Linked DNA regions of Homo sapiens: region 1 is linked to region 2. Evidence: read pairs that join two places in POLR2A ChIA-PET (ENCODE). Cell type or tissue: B cell. All regions are shown on one strand.

The links. ChIA-PET counts read pairs that join two places held together with the same protein. Peaks named below come from ENCODE experiments on the same cell type or tissue, not always from the same donor. Only the 100,000 strongest peaks of a DNase experiment are listed, where the experiment ranks them.
Region 1: POLR2A ChIA-PET joins it to region 2 with 5 read pairs; 1 of 35 experiments calls an interaction of 5 or more read pairs at or near these places.

Annotation. Positions count from the first base shown.
Region 1 is chr16:67,773,972-67,781,971 of GRCh38, reverse strand. All of the region lies in intron 2 of RANBP10 (RAN binding protein 10), which reads left to right. Among named protein-coding and RNA genes, the nearest start is that of RANBP10, 29 kb to the left of the region's middle. RefSeq lists an enhancer at 363-512. In B cell, no CTCF peak of the experiment used is centred here; no DNase peak of the experiment used is centred here; H3K27ac peaks cover 2,090 bases.
Region 2 is chr16:68,114,684-68,122,683 of GRCh38, reverse strand. It overlaps NFATC3 (nuclear factor of activated T cells 3), which reads right to left. Exons shown (of 10, transcript NM_173165.3): 2 at 1-697. Among named protein-coding and RNA genes, the nearest start is that of NFATC3, 33 kb to the right of the region's middle. RefSeq lists a silencer at 3,483-3,612. In B cell, CTCF peaks have their summits at 6,058 and 6,257; DNase peaks (open chromatin) are centred at 2,484, 3,453 and 6,243; H3K4me3 peaks cover 773 bases; H3K27ac peaks cover 5,965 bases.

The sequences.
Region 1 (8,000 bases), 340 kb after region 2:
TGCTCGGGTGGCAGCATGGACCCCCTGCCAGTTGCAGTGGATAGTGGGAGCTTCTGGGTGGATTTGTGAGTGTGGACACCTGTGGGCCTTTGCTGCCTGCTTCCAGGTGCGGTTGCTTCTTCTCTATCTTGTGTTCTGGTGGATCTCGACTCCACTTGTCCCAAGCAGTGCCTATTTGCTGCCCTCTTCTCTCTTGAGCTAGATAGGGCAGAATAGCTGTTCTCGTATCTCCACCTTGCATTGTGGTTTTGGCAGGCAACGGTAGGAACTGAGAAGTTACAGGCCTACTCATGGCCTCACTGCCACGAAGAGCTTGTCTGTTGCCTCTCTGTGCTTCCTGTCTCACCTCTCTGGCATGATATTTCTTCTCCACTTTGCTGCCATATAGAAGAAAGGAGTAAATCAGATGGCTTTACCTTACTTTCACCTGTGTCATAGCGTAAATAATTCCCTCTCCCCAGCTCCTGAAATATATCCTGCAGTTAGAAAAGAAGGCCCTGGTAGAGAAGTGTTGGGAGCTAAGCTGCTCTATCTATTCTAGTCACCTGCTCCGGGAGTAAAAGCCCTTGTTGCCGCCCTCCCTCCCAGGCTGACCCAGGCAGGTTGTATCTGTGAGTGTTTCTAGCATAGCCTGGCCCATTACCAACAAGGAAGCAAATATTCACCTCCTTTCTCCTTGGTAATCTCAAGTAAACAGGTGTTTGTTTTAGATGTCCTGAGATCCAGGCCTTCCAGAATGGCCTCATTTCCTTACCAGATCCTGATGCTGGAAGATCCTCCAGTGTATGAATGAATGGACAAAGTGGGGTTGTCCCATCATCCACCTTCAGCCTCCGGCACTGCGCTCAGGTGCTCGTTTGTCTGATCCTGTTGAATGGCTGCTTTGGGGGCTCTCCAGCCTCAAGGTAATAGCTGATAAAGCAGGCTCTGAGAGCACATGGGACATGCCAGTGGGCATGTGTTGAACTCAGTGGCAGAGGTGAGATTGGAGTCTAGGATTGTAAACTGTGTTTGCTCCTTGGAGCTGTGTTCTGAGATGTGTGTGCGTGGCATCAATGCCAGGGCTAGAGAGCACAGCTGGAGAATGGCTGCTGCTAACTCTGACTGAGCACTTTGGCTCCAGTATTTCCAAGTGGGTCTCAGAGAATTGACCTTTCCTTGGTGCCTGGTTGTGCTGGGCAGTGTCTTGGGCTTCTCTAGCTCCTCCCCCACCCAATAAATTAACTGTGTTCTAAAGAGCACTTGCCTGTCTCCACATCATCCCACTGCTCCTGTCCCACCCTTGTCATCTTCCATGGGAATGACTCTGGAAGTGTCCAGTTTTGGTTCTTCAATCCATTTTTCAAATATCAGCTGTTTGATCAGCTGTACCCTTTCTTTTTTTTAGAGACAGAGGTGGTCTTGTTATGTTGTCTAGGCTGGTCTTGCACTCCTGGCTTCCAATGATCTTCCCGCCTTGGCCTCCCAAGTAGCTGGGATTATAGGCTGAAGCCACCATCCCCAGCTTAGCCCCTTCTGTGGCTTCCCATTTACCTCTCATGAAGTTCAGACTCCTTAAGCTAGCATGCAGGCTGTGCATGCACAGCCCATTTCCAGATCCAGCTGTCTGTCTTTCTAGGTCTGCCCAGACTGTAACCCAGTCATACTAAACTTCTCTTAGTTCCCCAACCACGTGGCTGCTTTCTTGCCTCTATGCCTTTTCACATTCTGCTGTGTTTTTTTGTTTGTTTGTTTGTTTTTTGAGACGGAGTCTAGCTTTGTTGCCAGGCTGGAGTGCAATGGCGCAATCTCGGCTCACTGCATTCTCCGCCTCCCGGGTTCAAGTGATTGTCCTGCCTCAGCCTCACGAGTAGCTGGGACTACAGGCACCCGCCACCACGCCCGGCTAATTTTTTTATTTTTAGTAGAGATGGGGTTTCACTATGTTGGCCAGGATAGTCTGGATCTCTTGACCTCGTGATCCACCTGCCTTGGCCTCCCAAAGTGCTGGGATTACTGGCGTGAGCCACCGTGCCTGGCCCACATTCTGCTGTTTTTGAGTGGACCATGATCCTCTTTCTCCTGTCATTTACTTTACCAGGCCTTGGCTCAGCCTTCACTTCCTGAGGGAATTCCCCATTTTGAGTCAGCACACCTTGACTCTCTGGCTTGCCCTGACTTGACATTAGAACTGTTGGAGGGCAAGGATTGAGCCCAGGCCCCCACCCTTATGTCCCCAGCATCATACTGGGTACAGGGCATTTTTGTTGATGACATGAATGACTGGAAGAACCTCTATGAAAAGAAATTTATCACACCTGTTTTTACTGAATTACTCAACGTTAGCAAGGACCCAAGAGCTCCTAATAACTCAGCCATATTCAGGTGCCTGCAGAGATCAATAGAGGAAGGGTAGTGTCAGTGGCCTCCTATGGGGATTCTTCCTGTTCCATAGATGCAAAGATACTGCAGTATGTGTACAGGAGAATGAGTTTGAGGTTTTTGTTATGCCCTTTCCTTATTTATTTTTGTCTCATTCTTGGCAGCTCAAAGGGTACAAAGTGGTATCTCGCTGTGTTTTTTTTTTTTTTTCTTTGAGACAAGGTCTGGCTCTGTCACCCAGGCTGGAGTGCAGTAGTGCCATCTCGGCTCACTGCAACCTCCACCCACCCCAGGCTCAAGCCATCCTCCCACCTCAGCCTCCTGAGTAGCTGGGACTACAGGTGTGCACTACCATGTCTGGTTAATTTTTGTATTTTTGGTGGAAACAGGGTTTCACCATTTTGCCCAGGCTGATCTCGAACTCCTGGTCTCAAACAATCAGCCCTCCTTGGCCTCCCAAAGTGCTGGGATTACAGGCATGAGCCACTGCGCCCAGACTATTTTTATTTTATTTTTATTTTGAGACAGTGTCTCACTTTGTCACCCAGGCTCTGGAGTGCAATGGCGGGAGGCACTGCAGCCTCAACTTCCTGGGCCTCAAGCTGTGCTCCCATCTCAGCCTCTCAAGTAGCTGAGACTACAGAAAAGCACCACCACGCCCAGCTGATTTTTATATTTTTTGTAGAGATGGGGTTTTGCCATGTTGCTCAGGCTGGTCTTGAACTCCTGAGCTCAAGCAGTCCATCTGCCTCGGCCTCCCAAAGTGCTAGGATTATAGGCATGAGCCACTGTGCCTGCCCTCACTGTAGTTTTGATTTGCATTTCCGTAACGATAGTGATGGTGAGCATCTTTTCAGGTGCTTGCTGGCCACATGTACACCTTCTTTAGGGAAACATCTCAAGGCCTTTGCCACTCTCATTTTTTAGAGATGGGGTTTTGCTGTGTCGCCCAGGCTAGTCCCAAACTCCTGGGCTCAAGCGATCCTCCTGCCTCAGCCTCCCACATTGCTGGAACTACAGGTGCACATCACCATTCCTAGCTAAAAGTTTTAAAGTTTGATGAAGTTTACTTTATCTATGTTTTCTCTTGTTGCCTGTGCTTTTGTCCAAGAAATTATTGCCAAATCCAATGTCATGAAGCTTGCTATGTCTTTTCCTGAGAGTTGAAGTTTTAGCTCTTATGATTAGGTCTTTGATCCATTTTGAGTTGATTTTTATATATGGTGTAATATAAGCAAAAAACTTCTTTTTTTTTTTATTTTAGACAGAGTTTCGCTCTTGGTGCCTGGGCTGGAGTGCAGTGGCGCGATCTTGGCTTACTGCAACCTCCGCCTCCTGGGTTCAAGCGATTCTCCTGCTTCAGCCTCTCAAGTAGCTGTGATTACAGGCATGCGCCACTATGCCCAGCTAGTTTTGTATTTTTAGTAGCGACGGGGTTTCTCCACATAGGTCAGGCTGGTCTTGAACTCCCGACCTCAGGTGATCCACCCACTTTGGCCTCCTGAAGTGCTGGGATTACAGGCGTGAGCCACCGCACCTGGCCAAACTTTGTTCTTTTGTTTGTGATTATCCAGATGTCCCAGCGTTATTTGTTGAAAAAACTGTCATTTCCCCATCTAATGGTCTTAGCATCCTTGTTGAAATCAGTTGACTATACATGTGAGGGTTTATTTCTGGGATCTCTATTCTATTCCTTGGACTGTAGGTCTGTCTTTATGCGAGTCTTAAACTGATTTATTATTGTAGCTTTGTAGTAAGTTTTGAAATCAGAAAGTGTAAGCCCTCCAACTTTGTTCTTTTTAAGATTGTTTTGACTGTTTCTGTCCCTTGAGATTCCATATGGATTTTTCTATTTCTGTGGAAAACATCATTGGGATTTTGATAGGGATGGCCTTGAATCTGTATATCACTTTGGGTAGTATTGACATCTTAACAATAGTGAGTCTTCTAATCAGTGAACAGAGGATGTCTTTCCATTTATTTGTGTCTGTAATTTCCTTCATCAACATTTTATAGTTTTTAGTGTCTTTAGCCTCCTTGGTTAAGTTTTTTTACTTTTTTTTTCGTTTTGTTTTGAGATGGAGTCTCGCTTTGTCGCCCAGGCTGGAGTGCAGTGGCGCGATCTCGGCTCACTGCAAGCTCAGCCTCCTGGGTTCACGCCATTCTCCTGCCTCAGCCTCCCCCGTAGCTGGGACTACAGGCCCCCGCCACCATGCCCGGCTAAATTTTTGTATTTTTAGTAGAGACGGGGTTTTACCATGTTAGTCAGGATGGTCTCAATCTCCTGACCTTGTGATCTGCCCGCCTCAGCCTCCCAAAGTGCTGGGATTATAGGCGTGAGCCACCGCGCCCAGCCTACTTTATTTACTTTTAAGTATTTTTTTTCTTTTTTTTGGGTGGGGGACGGAGTTTCGCTCTTGTACCCCAGGCTAGAGTGCAATGCTGCGGTATTGGCTCACTGCAACTTCCACCTCCCGGGTTCCTGCAATTCTCCTGCCTCAGCCTCCCGAATAGCTGGGATTACAGGCATGCACCACCACGCCCGGCTAATTTTTGTATTTTTAGTAGAGATGGGTTTTCACCATGTTGGTCAGGCTGGTCTTGAACTCCTGACCTCGTGATCCACCTGCCTCAGCCTCCTAAAGTGCTAGGATTACAGGCGTGAGCCACCGTGCCCAGCTTAAGTATTTTATTCTTTTGATGCTATTGGAAATGGAATTGTTTTCTCAATTTTTTTTTGATTGTTCATTATAAGTGTGTAGCAATACAACTGAAAAGTGAGAAATAGAGTAACTTATTAGTTCTTTTTTTTTTTCTTTTTCTTTTTCTTTTTTTTTTTGAGACAAAGTCTTGCTCTGTCACCCAGGCTGGAGTGCAGTGGCTCGATCTCAGCTTATTGCCACTTCTGCCCCCAGGTTCATGTGATTCTCCTGCCTTGGCCTCCCAAGTAGCTGGGATTACAGGTGCCCACCACCACGCCCGGCTAATTTTTGTATTTTTAACAGAGACAGGGTTTCACCATGTTGGCCAGGCTGATCTTGAACTCCTGACCTCAGGTGATCTGCCTGTCTTAGCTCCCAAAGTGCTGGGATTACAGGCATGAGCCACCACACCTGGCCAATTCTTTTTTTTTTTTTTTTTTTTTTTTTGAGATGGAGTCCGTGTCTGTTGTCCGGGCTGGAGTGCAGTGGCCTGATCTCAGCTCAAAGCAACCTCTGTCTCCCAGGTTTAAGCGATTCTCCTGCCTCACCCTCCCAAGTAGCTGGGTTTACAGCCATGTTCCACCACACCCGGCTAATTTTTTTGTATTTTATTAGAGATTGGTTTTTACCATGTTGGTCAGGCTGGTCTTGAACCTCCTGACCTCAGGTGATCCGCCGACCTCAGCCTCCCAAAGTGCTGGGATTACAGGTGTGAGCTACCACACCCAGCCCTGCATCTGGCCAATTCTAATTTTTTTTTTTTTGAGATGGAGTCTTGCTCTGTCTCTCAGGCTGGAGTGCAGTGGTGTGATCTCGGCTCACTGCAAGCTCCGCCTCCCAGGTTCATGCCATTCTCCTGCCTCAGCCTCCTGAGTAGCTGGGACTACAGGCACCCACCACCATGCCTGGCTAATTTTTTGTATTTTTAGTAGAGACGGGGTTTCACCGTGTTGGCCAGGATGGTCTTGATCTCCTGACCTTGTGATCCGCTCGCCTGGGCCTCCCAAAGAGCTGGGATTACAGGTGTGAGCCACCGCGCCCGGCAAGTTTTTTGTTTTGTGCAATCTTTAGAGTTTCCCTTTCTTTTCTTTCCAGTTTTTTTTTTTTTTTTTTTTTTTAGACGGAGTCTCACTCTGTCACCCAGTGGCACAATCTTGCTTACTGCAGTCTTGATCTCCTGGGCTCAGGTGATCTTCCCACCTCAGTCTTCTAAGCAGCTGGAATTACAGGTGCACTTCACCATGCCCACCTAATTTTTTGTAGAGACAGGATATTGCCGTGTTGCCTAGGCTGGTCTCGAACTCTTGGGCTCAAGCGATCTTCCTGCTTCAGCCTCCCAAAGTTCTGGGATTACAGGCATGAGCCACCACACCTGGCAAGGTTTTCTACGTATGGGAACATGTCATCTGTGAACAGAGATAGTTTTCCTTTCCAATTTGGATGCCTTTCATTCCTTTTTCTTGTCTGATTGCATCATCTAGAACTCCCAATACTGTCTTGAATAGAAGTGGTGAAAGCAGGCATCTTAGATGAAAGGCTTTCAGTCTTCCACCATTGAGTATGATGTTAGCTGTGGGGTTTTTTTAAATTTATTTTTCGAAGCGGAGTCTCTCTTTGTCACCCAGACTGGAATGCAGTGGCCTGATCTTGGCTCACTGCAACCTCGGCCTCTAGGGTTCAAGCGATTCTCCTGCTTCAGCTCCCTGGTAGCTGGGATTACAGGCGTGTGCCACCACACCCTGCTAATTTTTGTATTTTTAGTAGAGACGGTGTTTCACCATGTTGGCCAGGCTGGTCTCGAACTCCTGACCTCAAGTGATCCACCCGCCTCAGCCTCCCAAGATGCTGGGATTACAGGTGTGAGCCACTGTGCCCAGCCAGGTTTTTCATATATGACCTTTGTTGTGTTAAGGTAGTTTCCTTTTATTCCTACTTTCTTGAGTGTTATTGACATGTAATTTAACATGCTATACAAGTCACCATTTAAAGTGTACAATTCGTGTTTTTTAGTGTATTCACAGGGTCTGCTTTGTTTCTCTCAGATTGGTTGGATGATAGTCTTTAAGTTTATGAAGAGTTTCTGGAAGATAGAAGAGTGCATCTTTTGGTAGCTTTAAAACACCATGCTTTTGGAAAAGACTTAATGTCACCCAGTATTTGAAGAGTGGGGGCTTATTCGCCTTGAACCCTGACTCAGCTGTGACCTCATTGGAATATGCAACCTGGGCTCCTGTGGGGCTGCTCCCTGTGTCATTGACACCTAGAGGTGGAATGGTGCCCAAATGTGGGTGTCAGCTTCCTCTGGCTGCTCTCCCCTTAGACAGTCCACTCAGATTCTCAAGTCGAGGCAGGGGTTTGTACAGAGGCTCCCGAGCCATCCACTAATAAACACCATCTTACCTGTGGAGCAGAGTCTGTAGGAAGGTGTTGAGGGCTAGCTGCTGGAGAAGGGAGAGGCGTCTCCTGTGGGGAGGCCTAAGCAAGTTGTGTTTTGAGCACAGGTGCTTTAGTGATTCCCCATTCCCATAGAATGTTGTGGAACCAGAGCCCTGTTGCAGCGACCAAGCATAACTCTTCTTGAGTGACCTTTGACCTCCCCGTTTGCACATGTGCTCCAAACATAAACCCTTACCTAGTGTCAGGAAGCCTATGTGCTGGGGATGGGATGACATGTGGTGTTGGGCATAGCCCCAGGCCCCTCTGAACAGGGCATGGTGAGTGGCTGTTGTCTAAATCAGGGAAAGCCCTGACTGTTGCACTTGTGCCTGTTGGACTGCTGACTGCAGGGCAGCTGGGGTCGTTTGCTGCTTGGTCAGCTGAGGTACTGAAGGAATGGAGACTGACTTTTGGCAGCCTCTGCCATGTAAAGTCAGGAAGCTGATTATTTGGGCTGCAGTTTTTCTGGAAAAATGTGCAAGTTTTAATCTAATGGGAATT
Region 2 (8,000 bases):
GGCCTTGATGAGGGTCCTGAGGCTGGCCTGGGGCTCAGCCAATTCTCATCAGTGACACTGGATCTAGGAGAGTGGCAAGGAGATTGCCTGGGTGATAATGAGTGTCCAAGTCCATACTGTTGATGCCAAGTTTCTTCTCCAGGGCAGCCCCCTGGAGAGCCACCAGGAGAAGTCAGAGGGGATCCAAGGGTAAATCGGGCTGCAGCTTCATTCAACTCTGAGTCCACATCATCATAAATATGTGAAAGCGATTCACAAGAAGATGCATCAGAGAACCAACTCCTAGAAGAGATGCTGCTGGCAGGACTAGGACTAAGAGAAGACTCCCGGTAGGATGGCTCAAGAGGAAGATAGAGATGATCTCTAGAAGGCCTTTCCAAAAATTCCCGTTCTGGGTCATTTATCTGTAGGTCATCTTCATGTGCATCTAATTCTTGATGACAGTTAGGAGAGATAGATGTAATTTGAATACTTGGGCACTCAAAGGGTTTGGGACCACCTAATGGGCTATATTTAGATTCAGGAATCTCACAAGTTCCTTCATAGTTTTTGTGACTTTGGAGCTGAAACGATGGTGACAAAACAGAAGAGTGAGACGGTAATCCATGATGTGGTAAGCAAAGTGGTGTGGTTAAAGTAGATGGAGGTGGATCTACATTAAAGATGTAAATGGATGCACAATCATCTGGCTCAAGATCTACGGGGAGGAAGGCAAAAAAAAAAAAACCCAACAAAACAAGAAATTAGAAAACTCAGATGTATAAATTACTAGATGAGAAAGTAAATAATAACAATCTCGAGAGAAAAAAGTGGGATATAAAATGTATGTCATTAGCTCCACTAAAGAAGTGGCATGTGTGTGTTTTTTCAATGCATCTGGTTATTTCTGCAGATATGTGTGATTATTACATATACAATTACATATGTAATTTTTCCTTTTTATGTCCACATTTTCTAAAAAGATAATCAGGAAACATTATGCCCTGAAAAAGATTTTTTTTTTTTTTTTTTGAGACAGGGTCTCACTCTCTCACCTAGACTGGAGTGCAATGGTGTGATCATAGCTCACTAAAGCCTCAACCTCCCATCCTAGGCTCAAGTGATCCTTTCCTCAGCCTCTGGAGTAGCTGGGACACAGGTACATGCCACACTCCTGGTTACTTTTTATTGTCATTTTTGGTAGACACAGGGCCTTGCTTTGTTGCCAAGGCTGGGCTCAAGCTATCCTCCCACCTTAGCCTCCCAAAGTGCTGGGATTACAGGTGTGAGGGAGCGTCTGTGCCCAGCTCAATAAATGTGTTTATTAAAAAAAAAAAAACACATCCATAATTCTAAAAAATACTCATAGCATACAGGCTGCAGTGAGCTCAGATCACGCCACTGTACTCCAGCCTGGGTGACACAGCAAGACTCCGTCTCAAAAAAAAAAAAAAAAAAAAAAGAAAAGAAAAGAAATGAGATATTCCTAGGCTGCAAAGAACAGAAAATCCAACTCAATGTAGCTGAAAAAGGGGGAGGGGACACAGGCTGAATATCCCTTATCCAAAATGCTTGAGGCCAGAAGTGCTTGGGATTTTGGATTTTTTTTTTTTGGCCCATTTACAAATACACAATGAGATATCTTGATATGGGACCCAAGTCTAAACATGAAATACACTTATGTTTCATATATACCTTATTCACATAGCCTGAAAGGTAATTTTGGACAATATTTTTTAATAATTCGGTGAATGAAAAAAAGTCTGTGTTAAGAATTCTCCACTTGTGGCATCATGTCAGAGCTAAAAAGTATAGGATATTGGAACATTCCAGATTTTGAATATGACCTGTATATATTATCCAACATAACAACCTGCATTATCAACCTGTATATATTATCCAACATAACAAGTAGTCAAAGGTAGGAGAGTTCCAAAAGTGGGTTTTTCTTTGTTTGTTTGTTTGTTTGTTTGAGATGGAGTCTTGCTCTGTCGCCCAGGCTGGAGTGCTGTGGCGCAATCTTGCCTCCTGGATTCAAGCAATTCTCCTGCCTCCTGTCTCAGTCTCCTGAGTAGCTGGGACTACAGGCACTCGCCACCATGCCTAGCTAATTTTTTTTTTTTTTTTTTTTTCTGAGACAGAGTCTCTCTCTGGCTTGAATGCAGTGGTGCGATCTTGGCTCACTGCAACCTCTGCCTCCGAAGTTCAGGCGATTCTCAAGCCTCAGCCTCCCAAGTAGCTGGAATTACAGGTGCCTGCCATGACACTCGGCTAATTTTTGTTATTTTTAGTAGAGACAGGGTTTTGCCATGTTGTCCAGGCTGGTCTCAAACTCCTGACCCCAAGCAATCTACCCTCCTTGGCCTCCCAAAGTGCCAGGATTACAAGCATGAGCCACCACACCCGGACTTTTTTTTTTTTTTTTGAGACTAGGTCTCGCTCTGTCACCCAGGCTGGAGTGCAGTGGTGCACTCATAGCTCACTGCTGCCTCAAACTTCTGGGTCAAGTGATCCTCCCACCTCAACCTTTCAAGTAGCCGAGACCACAGGTGCATGCCACCACTCCCAGCAATTTTTTTTTTTTTTTTTTGTAGAGACAGGGTCTCGTTTTGTTGCCCAGCCTAATCTTGAACTCCTGGGCTCAGGCAATCCAACTGCCCCAGCCTCCCAAAGTGCTGGGATTACAGTTCAACAATGTTCTTCAGAAATGTTTCTTTATTTCACTTTGCCATTTTTGGGGAGCTAACTTTGTGCTGTTCATTTTTCAACCACATATACCTATTCTGTCTACACTGGAAACAACATGATTCAACTTATTCATTTAACAAAAAAATTTTTTAGCAACTACTATGTAAGCAGGCATGTTCTGAATACTAAAAACACCATGGTAAACAAAACAAAATCCCCTCCTCATGGAGCTTACATTCTAGTAAAATATGTCAGGTAGTGATATTTGCTGTAAGAGAAAATAAAACGGGAAAAAATATAGAGGAGGCAAAGATGTTAATTTAATAGGAAAGTCTGGAAAGCCTTCTCTAATACTTGAGGAAATAGCAGAAGAATATTAATGTAACTGAGCTATACAGAAATTTAGGGGCATAATGCAGGCAGAGGATAATAGTAAGTGCAAAGACCTGAGGTACAGCATTGTTGAAGTGTACTGTATGAGAAAAAACAAGGCCAGTGGGACTTGAACTGAGTAAGGAGGCAGAATAATGAGAGCTACGGGTGGTCAGGGAGAGGCTAGTCAAGTAAGGCCTTACGAGATGGGAAACCACTGGAGCATTCTAAACAGAAAAGTATCATCATTTGATATATATGAACTGATATAAATTTAGGAGGCTACTGTAATCATCCAGGTGAGAAAAGATGGAATACAGGACCTAAGTGGTAGTGAGCTGTAAAAGCAGAAGCAGCATTAAGAAGTCAGATTTTGGATTAAAGTAGTGCTGACGGAACTTGTTGACTGGATGTGAAAGAACAGTCAAGGGTGACACCAAGGTTTAAAGCCTTGAACTATTATTAAAAACACAGTATTGGTCGGGCGCAGTGGCTCACACCTTTAATCCCAGCACTTTGAGAGGCCGAGGCGGGTGGATCACGAGATCAGGAGATCACGACCATGCTGGCTAACACGGTGAAACCCCATCTCTACTGAAAATACAAAAAATTAGCCGGGCGTGGTGGCAGGCGCCTGTGGTCCCAGCTGCTCGGGAGGCTGAGGTGGGAGAATGGCGTGAACCCAGGAGGCAGAGCTTGCAGTGAGCCAAGATCGCGCCATTGCACTCCAGCCTGGGCAACAGAGCGAGGCTGTCTCAAAAAACAACAACAACAATACAGTATTTCTGAAATTTTCTGAATTTCTGAAAGAACAGCAATTACTGAAATAAAGAAAGTGAGACAGACTTGAGATAAGAAACCAAAACTTCTACTTTGTACATATTAAATATGAGAGTCCAGTAAGCTTTCCAAGTGGAAATGTCAAATAGATATTTGTGCATAAGAACACAAGCTAGCTATGTAAATGTGGGAATCATTAACGTATATATGAAATTTAAAGCCATAAGACCAAAAGATCACTAAGAAATTAGTACAAATAGAGAAGAAAGTAGGCAACTGAGGCACAAGGAACTCCAAAGTTTAGGATTAGGGAGAAAAAGAAGAATGAGTTAAGAGGTTAGAAGAGACATCAGTGAAATGGAACAATAACCAAAAGAATGCAGCATCCCAGAAGCCAAGTGAAGAAGGTGCTCATTCATTCACCAACTATTAATGATGTGATTAATATTTTATAGAAACTGTTATAGATGGTAGGTACATAAAAAGTAAATAACACACATATGGTCCCCCGCCCTCATTAAGCAGTCAGTCTCAGGAGAGACTGACAAAAACACAAATTAAAAATGGTAAGTGCTACTAAGTGGTAGAAGAGAGAATCAGACAAGGAACTTGTTTTACAGAGATTACAGAGATGGCCTTTTTGAGAGGGTAGCATGTAAGCTAAAACCTGAAAGATAAATAGGAACCAGCAAGCAAAGAAAGAGAGTCAGCGGGGCTGGGGAGAGAAGGTGATAGTTGCAACACAGGAGAATAGGCATAAACAGTCTGAGTCAAATAACGCCTTGGTTTCTTTAAGAAACGCCCAAGATGGCTAGAGTTAACAACTGAAAGGGTAGAGCTAGAAGAAGCCAAGACATAGAAGAACTGTAGTAAGGGCTTTGGATTTTATTCAAAGAATAATGGAAACCATGTAAGAGTTTTAAAAAGGGGAATGACATGATTTCTATTATATATGAGAACAACTTCAACTGCTGTATCTCCAGTACCTACCAAGTAAGTCCCTGACATTTATTAGGTCTATAATAAATCATTTGTTCAAGTTGTTGGGGCCGGACATGGTGGCTCACACCTGTAATCCCAGAACTTTGGGAGGCCGAGGCAGGCAAATGGCTTGAGTTCAGGAGTTCGAGACCAGCCTGGACGATGTGGCAAAAACCCATTTCTACAAAAATAAAAATACAAAAAGTAGCCAGGCATGGTGGCACATGCCTGTACTGTAGTCCCAGCTACCTGAGAGGCTGAGGCAGGAGGGTCGTTTGAGCCTGAGATTCGGAGGTTGCTGTAAGCCAAGATAGCGCCATTGCACTCCATCCTCGGTGACAGAGCAAGACCCTGTCTAAATAAATAAATAAGGTTGTTGGAATTGCTTCCCTTAGAGAATCTATGTTACTCCTGAGTAAGGAGGCAGAATAATGAGAGCTAGGGGTGCTCAGGGAGAGGCTAGTCAAGTAAGGCCTTGCGAGATGGGAAACCAATGGAGCATTCTAAACAGAAAAGTATCACCATTTGATATATATGATCTGATATAAATTTAGGAGCAAAATCCTCAATTAGGAATTTTTGAACCATGTTTCTTGGCAATGCTATCAGCCTGTTGAATTATGATGGTAGCTAAAACTTTCTAAAACTTAGCTCACAATGTCACCTATCTAAATGGTACTCAAGTGGACAGAAGTAAAACAAGCCTCTGAACACTCAAAATATACAGCATAAAAGCTCATGTGTTTAACTCACAGAAATTTTCCTTGGCCCCTTGTTCAGATCCTCTCTACTCAATTTTAGATCCCATAATATTATATGCTTATCTAGTCCACAGATTAGAAGCAGGAAATCTAAAATGAGAGAAGATGGCTGCAAAGAAAAGGAGAGACAGGAAAAACAAGCAAACAGTTCAAAGGGTATATATAGCACCTTGAAGTCATCCAGAACAACTTGTTCTTTACTAATTTCATCTAATCGTACTGCTTATTTTCAAACTGCCTTTTTCCTTTACTTAAGAATGTACTTGATTAAATAGGAAAAATTAATTAAATCCCAACCCTTTGAGAAAAAAAAAAAAGGACAGAAAGTCACCCATAGAAGATTTTACAGTTTATTCAAATGAAATTATTGTACCAGCCCATTTCAGTTGTTGACTAATGCTGAAAACCACACCCTTCTCCCAAATAAACTGTAGATGAAGCAAACATCTTCTACGTCAGAATGATGTCTTAAAGTGCTGCAGAGACCTGCACACAAAATTTGTGGGAATGCTGCTTTATCTTTTTCCCAAGTGTCCAACCTCTGGAAATGATATAAGCAGCTACTACAATCTAACTATGACGAACAGTCCTAAGTCCAGATTTCCAAGTCTAGAATTCTCAAATTCAAGGTGCTTCAGAAATTTCACCATCTCAAGAATTACTTGTTCCATGTTCCTTCAACCACCAGAGGGACTCATGCAAGCATACAGTAATCTGGACAACCCAAGTTGTCTTATGAATGTTTTTATGTATAGTATGAAGCAGAGGTTGGCAAAATACAGTCCATGTGCCAAGTCTGGCCCACCAACAAGTGGTAGGCCACATTTAAAATCATTAGTTTGTAGGCTATAGAAAGCCTACAGATAATAGTTTGTCTTTCTATAGCCTACAAACTAATGGTTTTAAATGGTTTCAAAAAATTGTTTTTAACTGTGTCATGACAAAAAAAAGTTATGATTCAAATTCTGGTATCCATAAATAACGTTTTACTGAAACACAACCATGCTCATTCATTTATATACTATCTATGGTTATTTTCACACAAGGGTAGAACTGAGTAACTGTCAAAGGGACCACATGTACTACCCCTATTCCTTCACATTGCTGCTTGATGGACACAAATTGCAGTGACAAAGTTCTAATGAGTGCAATGCATACGTATATACTGTGACTTTAAAAAAATTTTTACTAGTGCATAACACAAAAAGAAAAGTAGACTTTGAATGTTGCCCTTTTAAAGCACAGTGGAGTGTGGTTATACTGTTATCAAATTAGATGTGCAATAACATTATGGCCATATATATGCATTACCACAGTAATGCATTCATCATAATACTCCCAACTCACAGGAAAAGAAAAAAAATTTAAAACAAACAACAACAACAAAAAAAAACAATCGGCCAGGTATGGTGGCTCACGCCTGTAATTCCAGCACTTTGGGAGGCCAAAGGGGGCAGATCACTTGAGATCAGGAGTCCAAGACCAGCCTGGCCAACATGGTGAAACCCTGTCTCTACTAAAAATACAAAAATTAGCTGGGCATGGTGCCGCGTGCCTGTAATCCCAGCTACTTGGGAGGCTGGGGCAGGGGAATCAGTTGAACCCGGGAGGCGGAGGTCGCAGTAAGCCGAGATTGCGCTACTACTGCACTCTAGCCTGTGTGACAAGAGCAAGACTCCGTCTCTCAAAAAAAACAAAAACAAAAAACAAAGAAAATAAAATGGCTCATTTGCTAGCAAAGTAAAGAAAGTCATTTACTGGGGCCGGGTGCAGCGGCTCATGCCTATAATCCCAGCAATTTGGGAAGCTGAGGCAGGTGGATCACAAGGTCAGGAGTTCGAGACCAGCCTGGACAACATGGCAAAACCTCATCTCTACTAAAATACAAAATTTAGCCAGGCATAGTGGCAGGCGCTTGTAATCCCAGCTACTTGGGAGGCTGAGGCAAGGCGAATCACTTGAAGCCGGGAGGCGGAGGTTGCAGTGAGCTGAGATTGCACCACTGCATTCCAGCCTCGGTGACAGAGTGAGACTTGGTCTCAAAAAAAAAAAAAGAAAGTCATTTACTGATGGTGAGTTATTTAAATTGTGTTTCACCGGAGAAACCACGGAAATATGTTCAGAGAAAAACTTACAAGACTATTAGCCTTTCAGCAAGAACAACTGGTAGAAAAACTGAGGACATTGGTAGCAACATTAATAGGTTAATTACAAAATAAAACAAACGATTTCCTTAAAAAGTGGTTTTCCGGCCAGGTGCGGTGGCTGACGCCTGTAATCTCAGCACTTTGGGAGGCAGAGGCAGGCGGATCACGAGATCAGGAGTTCGAGACTATCCTGGCCAACATGGTGAAACCCCGTCTCTACTAAACATACAAAAATTATCTGGGCGTGGTGGCACTTGCCTGTAATCCCAGCTACTTGGGAGGCTGAGGTAGG